Regions from separate parts of the Homo sapiens genome. Here region 1 is linked to region 2. Evidence: chromatin loops called from intact Hi-C (ENCODE). Cell type or tissue: HepG2. All regions are shown on one strand. Each heading gives the region's core, and the rest is flanking DNA. Links, peaks and the distances in the headings are about the cores only. Region 1 overlaps GMDS-DT (GMDS divergent transcript). Region 2 overlaps GMDS-DT (GMDS divergent transcript).

Evidence for each region. Peaks named below come from ENCODE experiments on the same cell type or tissue, not always from the same donor. Only the 100,000 strongest peaks of a DNase experiment are listed, where the experiment ranks them.
Region 1: it touches region 2 in a loop (4-fold over the local background); 1 of 110 quality-filtered maps calls a loop at or near these places.

Annotation. Positions count from the first base shown.
Region 1 is chr6:2,319,409-2,324,793 of GRCh38, forward strand. All of the region lies in intron 3 of GMDS-DT (GMDS divergent transcript), which reads left to right. Among named protein-coding and RNA genes, the nearest start is that of GMDS-DT, 76 kb to the left of the region's middle. In HepG2, for the core only: no CTCF peak of the experiment used is centred there; no DNase peak of the experiment used is centred there.
Region 2 is chr6:2,256,607-2,261,991 of GRCh38, forward strand. The region is part of intron 2 of GMDS-DT (GMDS divergent transcript); the gene reads left to right. Among named protein-coding and RNA genes, the nearest start is that of GMDS-DT, 14 kb to the left of the region's middle. In HepG2, for the core only: no CTCF peak of the experiment used is centred there; a DNase peak (open chromatin) is centred at 2,575; H3K4me3 peaks cover 503 bases.

The DNA.
Region 1 (5,385 bases), core at 61-5,060, 63 kb after region 2:
CTTGCTTGGGTCTGCTGTGCTTCACCCCTCATGGGAGGACGCATGCAGGTGAGCAAGTGCAGAAACCAGCTGCTTTAGTGCCAGCAGGAGTGAACTCTGTGCAGGCCCCATGGCAGCATCTAGCTGGAGGTGGCTGCGACCCCAAGGCCCCAGAGGGCGTGTTACAATGCTCTCTTAGCTCCATTGTCTGAAGACAGCAGTGTGTTATCAGCTCAGTGGGCCCTTTGCCTCATTTTGTGGGGTGGCTGCCCTCCACCAGCAAGGGCAAAGGGCCAGTGTGACAGCCTTTTTGGGTACCTGCACCTGGTGAGTCCCAAATTCTTATCTGGTGCCCAAGAGGAATAAGGTCCCGCAGACGAATTGAAGGATGGTGAATGTGGAGCATTTTATTGAGTAATGAAAGTGGCTCTCAGAGGAGAGGGGAGCTGGAAAGAGGATGGGAAGGGCAGGTCGCTGTCCCCTGAAGTCAAGCTGCCTCTCTACCTCTCTCTTCCAAAGTTAAGTTGCCTCATCCAGCCACCATCTCTGAAGTCGAAGTTGCCTCTCCCCAGTGTCCAGCTGCTTCTTCTGATGTCCAGCCACTTCTTCTCTCTGTCAGCTGAGTATGGGTTCTTTATAGGCACAGGATGGGATCAAGGGGGCTGTAGGTAGTTTTGGAAAAGGCAACATTCAATTGGTAAAAAGACATTACTCAGAACCAATCAGGAGAGAGTGGGCTAACAGAAATGGAAGTTCTCACTTTGGGCCGTGGGTTTCAGGCTTTTTGTCTCGAAGGTGGGGTTTTGCCAGAGACCTACCCCATTTGTCTAGAATTTCTGTGCCTTCTGTTGCTAACACTGTTTTTACCACCAGGCCATATAGTTGCATTTACTGCTAACCCCAATTATGCTAGATGGAGTGAAGTACAACCCACTTCTATCAGGCCCTTAGGAATTCTAGCATAAGATTTCTTAGGAATTATACCTACTTCCAGCACTTGTAGTCGTAGCCCTGGTCCTGTGACCACTGCATCAGGTAGGGAGATAAAAGTTGAGGTAATACATGGAGAAAAGGAAAAAAGTAGGATCATTATACCAGCATATTCCCCCCTTGGCAAGAATCGCATAGTCATACCTGCATACTCTCCAATCCCTCTTCCTCAGATGCACCAGAAAAATGGAGAATTTTAGATCCTTTAGTTCCACTAGTGTTGAGTGTGAGCACACAGTCATGAAGGTGTGTAATCCAATCTTTATGCTTTTAAATAGTGGTTTTAAATCAATGTTTTAATTGCCTGTTCTACTTCCCTATCAAACCATTACTCTAAGGAGAATATCTCTCTGCCTATTGCTGGACATTACAGGCTGTACAGTGTGTTCCTTAGTCTGAAGAAATGATATTGGCCAATAAATCCATGCAATATCTTATTTTCTGGTTTATATCTATATCTCCTTTTTCCCAGATATGAACCACAATTCTTAAGGTTACTGGTAAATACAATTAGCGTATTACATAATTGTTTATTTCCTTTAACCCACACAACATGCAATAGTTTCAGAATAACAGTACTAAATGCAACCAACAATATGATTACTGAAAATAGTTTTGATCTTTTTGTTTTTCATCTCTTTTGTGCTGCAATGATATCACTGTGTTTTAAACTCACTTGGAATAGTTAGCCTCTATGTTTATGCCTCCAACTAAGTATACAATTAAGTTAATTTGTTATGTTTTATTCTCAATTTGTAGATGTCTTTTAAAAAATTATCTTTTGTTTTACAATAAGGTAGGAAATTCACATGGCTCCAAAGTCAAACATACCAAGCAGTTTGTAGTAAGCACAATCACATCTCCCTAACGATGTTTACCTCCTAAACCAGATGTGTGGTGCAAGAAAAGGGTCCAATTTCATTCTTTTGCACGTGGATATTTGGTTATCCCAACACCACTTATTGAAGAGACTCTCTTTTCTTCATTTTGTCTTCTTGGTGCTCTTGTCAAAAATTTGTTGAATGTATATAGATGGTTAATTTTGGGCTCTCTATTCGGTTCCATTGGTCTGTTTCACAGTATCATACTGTTTTGATTAATGTAGCTTTACATGTTTTGAAGTCAGAAAGTGTAAGGCCTCCAGCTTTGTTGTTTCTCAAGATTGCTTTGTCTATTTGGGTTCAGCTATTGTTTGTCTAAATTTTATGGTTCCATATACATTTTAGGATTCTTTTTCTACTTCTGCCAAAAAATGTGACTGGTATTTTTATAAGGATTACTTTGAATCTGTAGGTCACTTTGGGTAATGTGGACATCTTAACAATGTTAAGTACATTCCATGTACATATGGTGTCTTTTCATTTATTTATGCCTTCTTTAATTTTTTTAATCAATAGTCTATAGTTTTCAGGGCATAAGTCTTCACCTCCTTGTTTGAACTTATTCTTTAGTATTTTACTCTTTTGAATGCCATTGTAAATGAGATTGTTTTCTTAATTTATGTTTGCTTTGATTTTTTGTAGTGTATAGAAATGTGACTGATTTTTGTATCTTAATCCCACAACTTGGATTTAGGTAGTTTTATCCTGAAACTTTGCTGAGTTAATTTTTCAATTCTAACAGTTTTTGTGTGGCATTGTTTTGGTTTTCTACTTATAACATTATGACATCTGTGAACAAAGATAATGTGACTTCTTCCTTTCAGATTTGGATGACTTTTATTTTTTATCTTGCCTAATTGCTCTAGCTACGACTTCTAGAACTATGTTGAATAAAAGTAGTGACAGTAGGTATCCTTGCCTTTTACCTGATCTTGAGAAAAAGCTTTTAGCTTTTAGCTATCGAGTATGATATTAGCTATGGACTTTTCATTTCCTTTGTTATTGGAAAGTAATTTCCTTCTATTCCTAGTTTGTTGAGTGTTTTTGTCATGAAAGAGTGTTGAACATTCTCAAATGCTCTTTCTGCATCTATGGAAATCACCATGTCATTTTTATTCTTTGTTATGTTAATGTGGTATGTCATTATGATTGATTTTTGTATGTTGAACTGTCCTTTCATTCCAGGAAAAATTTCACTTTGCTATGGTATATAGTGCCATTAATGTACTGCTAAATTTGGTTTGCTAGGTGACAATTTTTGCATCTCTATTCAGATTGGTCTTGAATTTTTTTTCTTGTAGCCTCTTTGTCTGCCTTTGGTATCGGGGAAATGTTGGCTTCATAAAATGAGTTTGAAAATATTCCCTTCTCTTCACTTTTTTTGGAAGAGTTTAAGAAGGATTTGGCATTAATTATTTAAATTTTGATGGAATTAACTAGTGAAGCTATCTGGTCATGGGCTCTTCATTGTTGGGAGGTGTTTGATTGTGATTCTATCATTTTACTAGTTTTAGGTCTGTTCAGATTTTCTATTTATCATGGTTCGGACTTGGTAGGTTGTATGTTTCTAGGAATTTATTCGTTTATTCTAGGTTACCGATGTGTTGATGTATAATTGTTCATACTAGTGTTCTGTAATACTTTTTATTTCTGTGTTATCTTTTTTAATGTTTCCTCTTTCATTTCTGATTTTATTTGAGTCTTCTGCATTTTTCCTTTTTTTCTTTTTCTTTTTCTTTTTTTTTTTTTTTTTTTTTTTTTGAGACGGAGTCTCACTTTGTCACCCAGGCTGGAGTGCAGTGGTGTGATCTTGGCTCACTGGAACTTCCATCTCCAGGGTTCAAGTGATTCTCCTGCCTCAGCCTCCCAAATAGCTGGGATTACAGCTGCACACTACCATGCCTGACTAATTTTGTATTTTTAGTAGAGATGAGGTTTCGCCATGTTGGTCAGGCTGGTCTCAAACTCCTGACCTCAGGTGATCCACCCACCTCGGCCTCCCAAAGTGCAGGGATTACAAGTGTCAGCCACCATGCCTGGCCCCTGGATTTTTTCTTAATATAACTAAAGGTTTGTCAATTTTATTGATCTCTTCAAGAAAGAATCTTTACATTTATTTTTTTTTTTTTTACTGTTTTTCTATTCTCTATTTCATTTATTTCTGCTCTAATCTTATTGTTTTTTTCCTTCTGTAACTTTGGACTTAGTTTGTTCTTTTTCTAGTTCCTTGAGGTTAGATTACTAATTTGAGATATATGTATATTTTTATACATAAAGTTTACACTATAAACTTTCTTCTTAGTACTGCTTTTACTGCATCCCATGAGTTTTGGTATATTGTGTTTCTATTTTCATTTGTCTCAAGATATTTCCTAATTTACCTTCTGATTTCTTTTGGACCCACAGGTAGTTCAAGAGTGTGTTGTTTAATTTCTAAATATTTGTGAATTTTGCAGTTTTTCTATTGTTACTGCTTTCTAGTTTTATCACATTGTGGCCAGAAAAGATACTTGGTATGATTTCAATCATCATAAATTTGCTAAGATTTATTTTTTAACCTAACATATGTTTTATCCTGGATGATGTTTTATGTGCACTTGAGAAAAATGTATATTCTATACCAGCTGGATGGATAATACAGTACATGTTTCTTAGGTTCATTTGGTCTGTAGGTGATATCATTTGGAGTTGTGTCCCTGCCAAAATCTCATGTTGAATTGTAATTCCAATGTTGGATGAGGGGGCCTAATGGGAGGTGACTGGATCATAGGGGCAGAATTCCCCCTTGCTGTTCTTGTGATAGTGGGTGAGTTCTCACTAGATTTGGTTGTTTAAAAGTGTATAGCACCTCCCCCTACTTTCTCTTCTTCCTGTTCCAGCCATTAAGATGTGCCTCCTTTCTTTTCACCTTCTGCCATGATTGTAAGTTTCCTGAGGCCTCCCCAGCCATGCTTTATGTACAGCCTGTGGAACTGTGAGTCAGTTAAACCCCTTTTCTTTATAAATTACCCAGTCTCAGGCATTTTTTATAGCAATGTGAGAATGGACTAATGCAGAAAATTGGTACCAAGAGTGGGGTATTGCTATAAAGGTACCTGAAAATGTGGAAGCAGTTTCAGAACTGGGTAAAGGGCAGAGACTGGAACAGTTTGGATGGCTTAGAAGAAGACAGGAAGATGAGGGAAAGTTTGAAACTTTCTAGAGACTTGTTAAATTGTTGTGACCAAAATGCTGTTGGTGATATGGTTAACGAGGTCCAGGCTGAGGAGGTCTCAGATGGAGATGAGGAACTTATTGGGAACTGGAGCAAAGGTCAATTGTTAATCATTAGCAAAGAGGTTGGAGGCATTGTGCTCCTGCACTAGAGATCTGTGGAATGTTGAACTTGAGATTGATGATTTATGGTATCTGGCAGAAGAAATTTCTAAGCAGCAAAATGTTCAAGATGTGGTCTGGCTGCTTCTAGCAGCCTATGCTTATATTTGTGAGCAAACAAATGACCTGAAACTGGAACTTATATTTGAAAGGGGAGCAG
Region 2 (5,385 bases), core at 157-5,156:
TCCAGATTCCATGTACAAATTTTGACTGAGCAACTAATGCCATGTTGGTGCATTATACAATAAAGCCAGGCATCAAACGTGCATAGTCACATGGTCACAATGAAAGTTATGTTCCTAGGCCAGGCGCGGTGGCTCATGCCTGTAATCCCAGCACTTTGGGAGGCTGAGGCGGGTGGATCACCTGAGGTTGGGAGTTCGAGACCACCTTGACCAACATGGAAAAACCCCATCTCTACTAAAAATACAAAATTAGCCAGGTGTGGTGGCGCATGCCTGTAACCCCAGCTACTCGGGAGGCTGAGGCAGGAGAATGGCTTGAACCCGGGAGGCAGAGGTTGCAGTGAGCCGAGATCGTGCTATTGCCCTCCAGCCTGGGCAACAAGAGTGAAACTCTGTCTCAAAAAAAAAAAAAGAAAACAAAAAAAAAAAAAAACAAGAAAGTGTGTACCATGCCATGGGCATGCATTGTCCATTATCTCTGATAGCTCAGAGTTCATCACAACCGAGTATGCTGGGCTAGAAAGGGCTTTCCTTCCTGAAAAGAGATGGGCAAAGACAAACTTCGCTTTCTGGTTGTGGGGGTTGTTCTGTAGGTATGATGCCTGGAGTTATACCGAATATCCTATGACTATGAAGGGAAAGTCAAAAATTGTACAAAAGCAACTCAGAATCCTGACATAATTGAGCTGCGATAGTAACCAACCCTGAAACTTCTTACCTTTAGATTTCTATGTGAGACAGTACATTCCTTATTTTTTAAATCACCTTAACTGGATTTTCTGTTCCTTGCAACTCAATACATTTTTTGTTTTAGCCAACTCATCTAAACTAATTTTGATCAATTTATTTTTATTGCTACATCTCTCTAGACCACTAAGTAGTGAAGAAGAAAGGAGCCTGGAGCCACAGTAGAAGAACTTTAATGGCCACTAAGAACATACAATCATCTGGCACCCTGCCAGGGAAATTTGGGGCCTTTGGAGCTTAATGCTTGGAAAACCACACCCTTAATTTTCCTTCCTTATTCCAAGTGGACTGAGAGAACAAGCTTATGTTTTGTTCCTTAGAATTTTTTTTTTTTTTTTTTTTTTTTTACCCATCTGACCCTTAAACATTGCTATGGTTTGAAAGTGATGCCTCCAAAATTCATGCAACAGAATTGGGAGGTGTGGACTAACGGGATGTCTGTAAGTCATGAGGGCTTTGCCCTCATGAATGGATTAATGCTGCTATGAAAAGGGCTTGTGGAAGTGGGCTTTCTCTCTCTCGCTCTCTCTTCTACTCTTCTGCCATGTGAGGACACAGTGTTCCCCCTTGCTGGAGAATGCAGCAATGATGCACCATCTTGGAACCAGAGACTAAATATGCTGGCACCTTAATCTTGGACTTCCCAGTGTCCAGAACTATGAGAAATAAGTTTCTGTTCTTTAACATTTCCTAGTCTGTGGTATTCTGTTATAGCAGCACACACACACACACACACACACACACACACACACACACAAAGACTGATAATCATTCTTCCCTTTTCTAACCCTAGCTTAATGTGGAAAAACCAAGTTTATATTTTAGGGGATTTATCCATACTTACCCAAAACCTTGTGTCATCTCCATCTGTTCCACTGGTTATTACCAAACTGAGAATTAGTCAATTGACCTTTTGTGCAGGAGTGTATTAGTCTCCTAGGACTGCTATAACAAAATACTACAAACTTGATGACTTCAAACAAATTTATTCTCTCACACTCTGGAGGCTAGAAATCTGAAATTAAGGTGTCAACAGGCCCACATCCGCTCTGCAGGCTCTAGGGAAGGATCGTGTCTGCCTCTTCCTAGCTTCTGGTGGTTGCCAGCATTCCTTGGCCTTCCTTGGCTTATAGACACGTTGCTTCCTTCTTTGCCTCTGTAGTTACGTGATGTTCTCCCTGTGTGTGTCTGTGTTAAAAATTTCCCTCTTTTAATAGGGACAACAGTTGAGTTGGGTCAGGGCCACCCTACGCCACTCTGACTTCATCTTCGCTTGATCACATCTGTAAAGACCCTTTTTCCAAATAAGGTCACATTAGTACATACCAGAGGTTAGGACCTAAACACCTTTTTGGGGAACTCAATTCAACCCACAGCAGTCAAGTCTATTAAAGGACTGATGTAGTAATGAACATCATCCTCAGTAGCAAGAGTCTAATAAACTGTGTTGGCAAAAGACAAGAGCCTAAGGGCAATTCTGAGAAGGTTGGATGAGGAGGAAGGAGAACGTAAAAAGAAGCTGATAAAGTTTTCTGAGGAAATGGATTTCTCTTGGGTTGTCAGGAAAATCATATGGGGAGAATAAAGTCTTTTCTTCATTGAGCACTTATAAGTTGGTAGCCTAGATGAAACACTTCATGTATTGTTTCAGTATTCCTCACAGCCTACAAGGTAGGAAGTTATCTCCATTTTTTTTTAGATAAGAAGTTGGAACACAGGGAAGTTACAGTCAATTGCTTAGAGGTTATTTAGTAAATAAATGGCAAAGCCAGGAATGAAAGCCCTCTCTGTCTCATAGCAAAGTCCATGCTCTTTCCGTTTGTGAAACTAATCCTGCACTAAGTGAACAAATAATTATCCCATATGTAATCTATGCCAGGTACAGGACCCAGGGGTGTGTCAGGATATATGCTGCCAAGCTGCCTTGGACAAAGGTGATCACAGTTTACATTTCCACTTACAGTGTAGGAAAGTGCCTGATTCCACAGACCATTCCCAGCACTGAATATTCAACTCGGAATCGTTTAAAACCAGATGTTTAAAAAGTGGTATCTTGTTTTAATTTGCGTGTTCTTGATGATTAGTGAAGTTGTGCATCTCTTCAAATGCTTAACCATTTCTATTTCCTTTTCTCTGAATTGTCTTGTCATATATTTTGTGCATTTTCTGTGCGGTTGTTTATCATGTAGATTTGTTGAAGCTTTTTGTATATGATAGATATCAACACCGTGTCATTTTATATGTTACAAATACATCCTCCCATTAAGTTGCTTTTCATTTTGCTTTGTTTCTAGGAACTTACTTAGAAAGATATTCCCCACAGCAAGATGATAACACTGTCCTTCTATTTTCTTCTGTATATGGTTTGTTTGTTTGTTTGAAGAGATGGGGCCCCACTCTGCCCCAGGCTTTAGAGGTGTGATCCTAGCTCACCACAGCCTACAACTTCTGTGCTCAAGCGGGGAACCCTCCCACCTCAGCCTCCCGAGTAGCTGGGACTACTGGCATGTGCCACCATGCCCGGCTGATTTTTATTTATTTATTTATTTATTTTTTGTAGAGATTTTTTTGCCACTGTTTTGCCCAGGCTTGTCTCAAACTCCTGACCTCAAGCGATCCTCCTGCCTCTTGGCCTCCCGAAGTGTTGTATTATAGGTGTAAGCCACTACTCACCCCTGTGTATGTATTTTTATGTAAAATGTAATAAAATGTTTTTTCTCAACTGGACAGTCATTGATCAATGATCTCAAAGCTATCTGTTGATTAGTCCATCCTCCCCCCACTAATTTGATATTTTGTCTTTCTTGTATCTTGAATTGGAATTTACATATAGATATTTTACTAGAAGCTCATTTGTTTAACTGCCTTAATTTTCAAACCTTTCAGTGTCAAGCTTTTTCAGTATAATAGCTTAATCATTTCCACTTTATGATTCTTCATTTTTAAAATTTATGTTCTATTCTTTTTTTTTTTTTTTTTGAGACGAAGTCTTGCTCTGTCACCCAGGCTGGATTGCAGTGGTGTGATCTCGGATCACTGCAACTTCCACCTCCCAGGTTCAAGTAGTTCTCCTATCTCAGCCTCCCAAGTAGCTGTGATTACAGGCACATGCCACCACACCCAGCTAATTTTTTTGTATTTTTAGTAGAGACGGGGTTTCACCATGTTGGCCAGGCTGGTTTCAAACTCCTGACCTCAAGTGATCCACCTGTCTCAGCCTTCCAAAGTGCTGGGATTACAGGCGTAATCCACCATGCCCAGCTATGTTCTATTCTTAACACATTTTCTCTTCCTAGAAAATATCAGAATTATCTTATCAAATTCTTTCCACTAGGATTTTTTCTTTGCAGTGGGACTAATATTATATTTACAGATTCATATAAAATACTTACATTTTATATTAATATGTACAGAATTATTTCCTACCAATTTATTTAAGACTTAAAGTTTTAAAGTTTTGTCACTTAGCTCTAATGTTTTTCTTATTACATTTCAACCAAGGTTTTATAATTTATGTTGCAATTGTGAGTGGGAATCTATTTTTCCTGATATTTCCTTTTATAGTTATTGCTGAAAAAATAAGAAACTAAAATATAGAAACCATTATTTCTGTTATCTTGATTTTTTTTTTCACACTACTGGATTTCACCATAATCAATTCTTTTTGTCTTCCTGAAAGTCCTCTCTTTTCTAAGCTAGTTCTACCTCTCTTGGCTTTCTAGTGCTTTTATGGACATTAAACATTATATATATTTAATTATATAAAGATTATATGTATTTTAAAATAGACTTTATGTTTTATAGCAGTTTTAGATTTATAGCAAAATTGAACAGAAAATACAGAGAGTTCCCATATCCCCCTTCTGTCACACACCCACAACCTTCTCCACTATCGACATCTCCCACCAAAGTAGTACATTTGTTATAATCAATGAACCTACACTGACACATTATTATTACCCAAACTCCACAGTTTATATTAGGGCTTAACAAGTGTTGTACATCGTATGGGTATGGACAAATGTATAATGGCATGTAATTACCGTTATATAATAGTATCATACAGGTTAGTTCCACTGCCCTCTGTGCTCTGCCTATTCATCCCTCTCTCCTTGCAACCCCTGACAGCCACTGATCTTTTTACTGTCTTCATAGTTTTGCCTTTTCCAAAGGTCACGTTGTTGGAATCATACTGTATATGGCCTTTTCAGATTGGTTTCTTTCACTTACTAATATGCATTTAAGGTTCCTCCATATCTTTTCTTGGCATGATAGATTATTTCTTTTTATCACTGAATAATATTCCATTGTCTGGATCTACCAGAGTTTGCTTAGTCATTCACCCACTGAAGGATGTCTTGGTCGCTTCCAAGTGTGGGAAATTAGTAATCATGCCATTACAAACATCTTTGTGCAAGTTTTTTTGTGGACAAGTTTTTAACACATTTGGGTAAATAGTAAGGTGTGTGATTGCTGTATTATGTGGTAAGAGTATGTTTAGTTTTGTAAGAAACTGCCGAACTATCTTCCAAAGTGTCTGGACCATTTTGCATCCCCACCATCAATGAATGAAAATTCCTACTGTTCCACATCTTTGTCAGCATCAGGTGTTCTGGATTTTGGCCGTTCTAATAGATG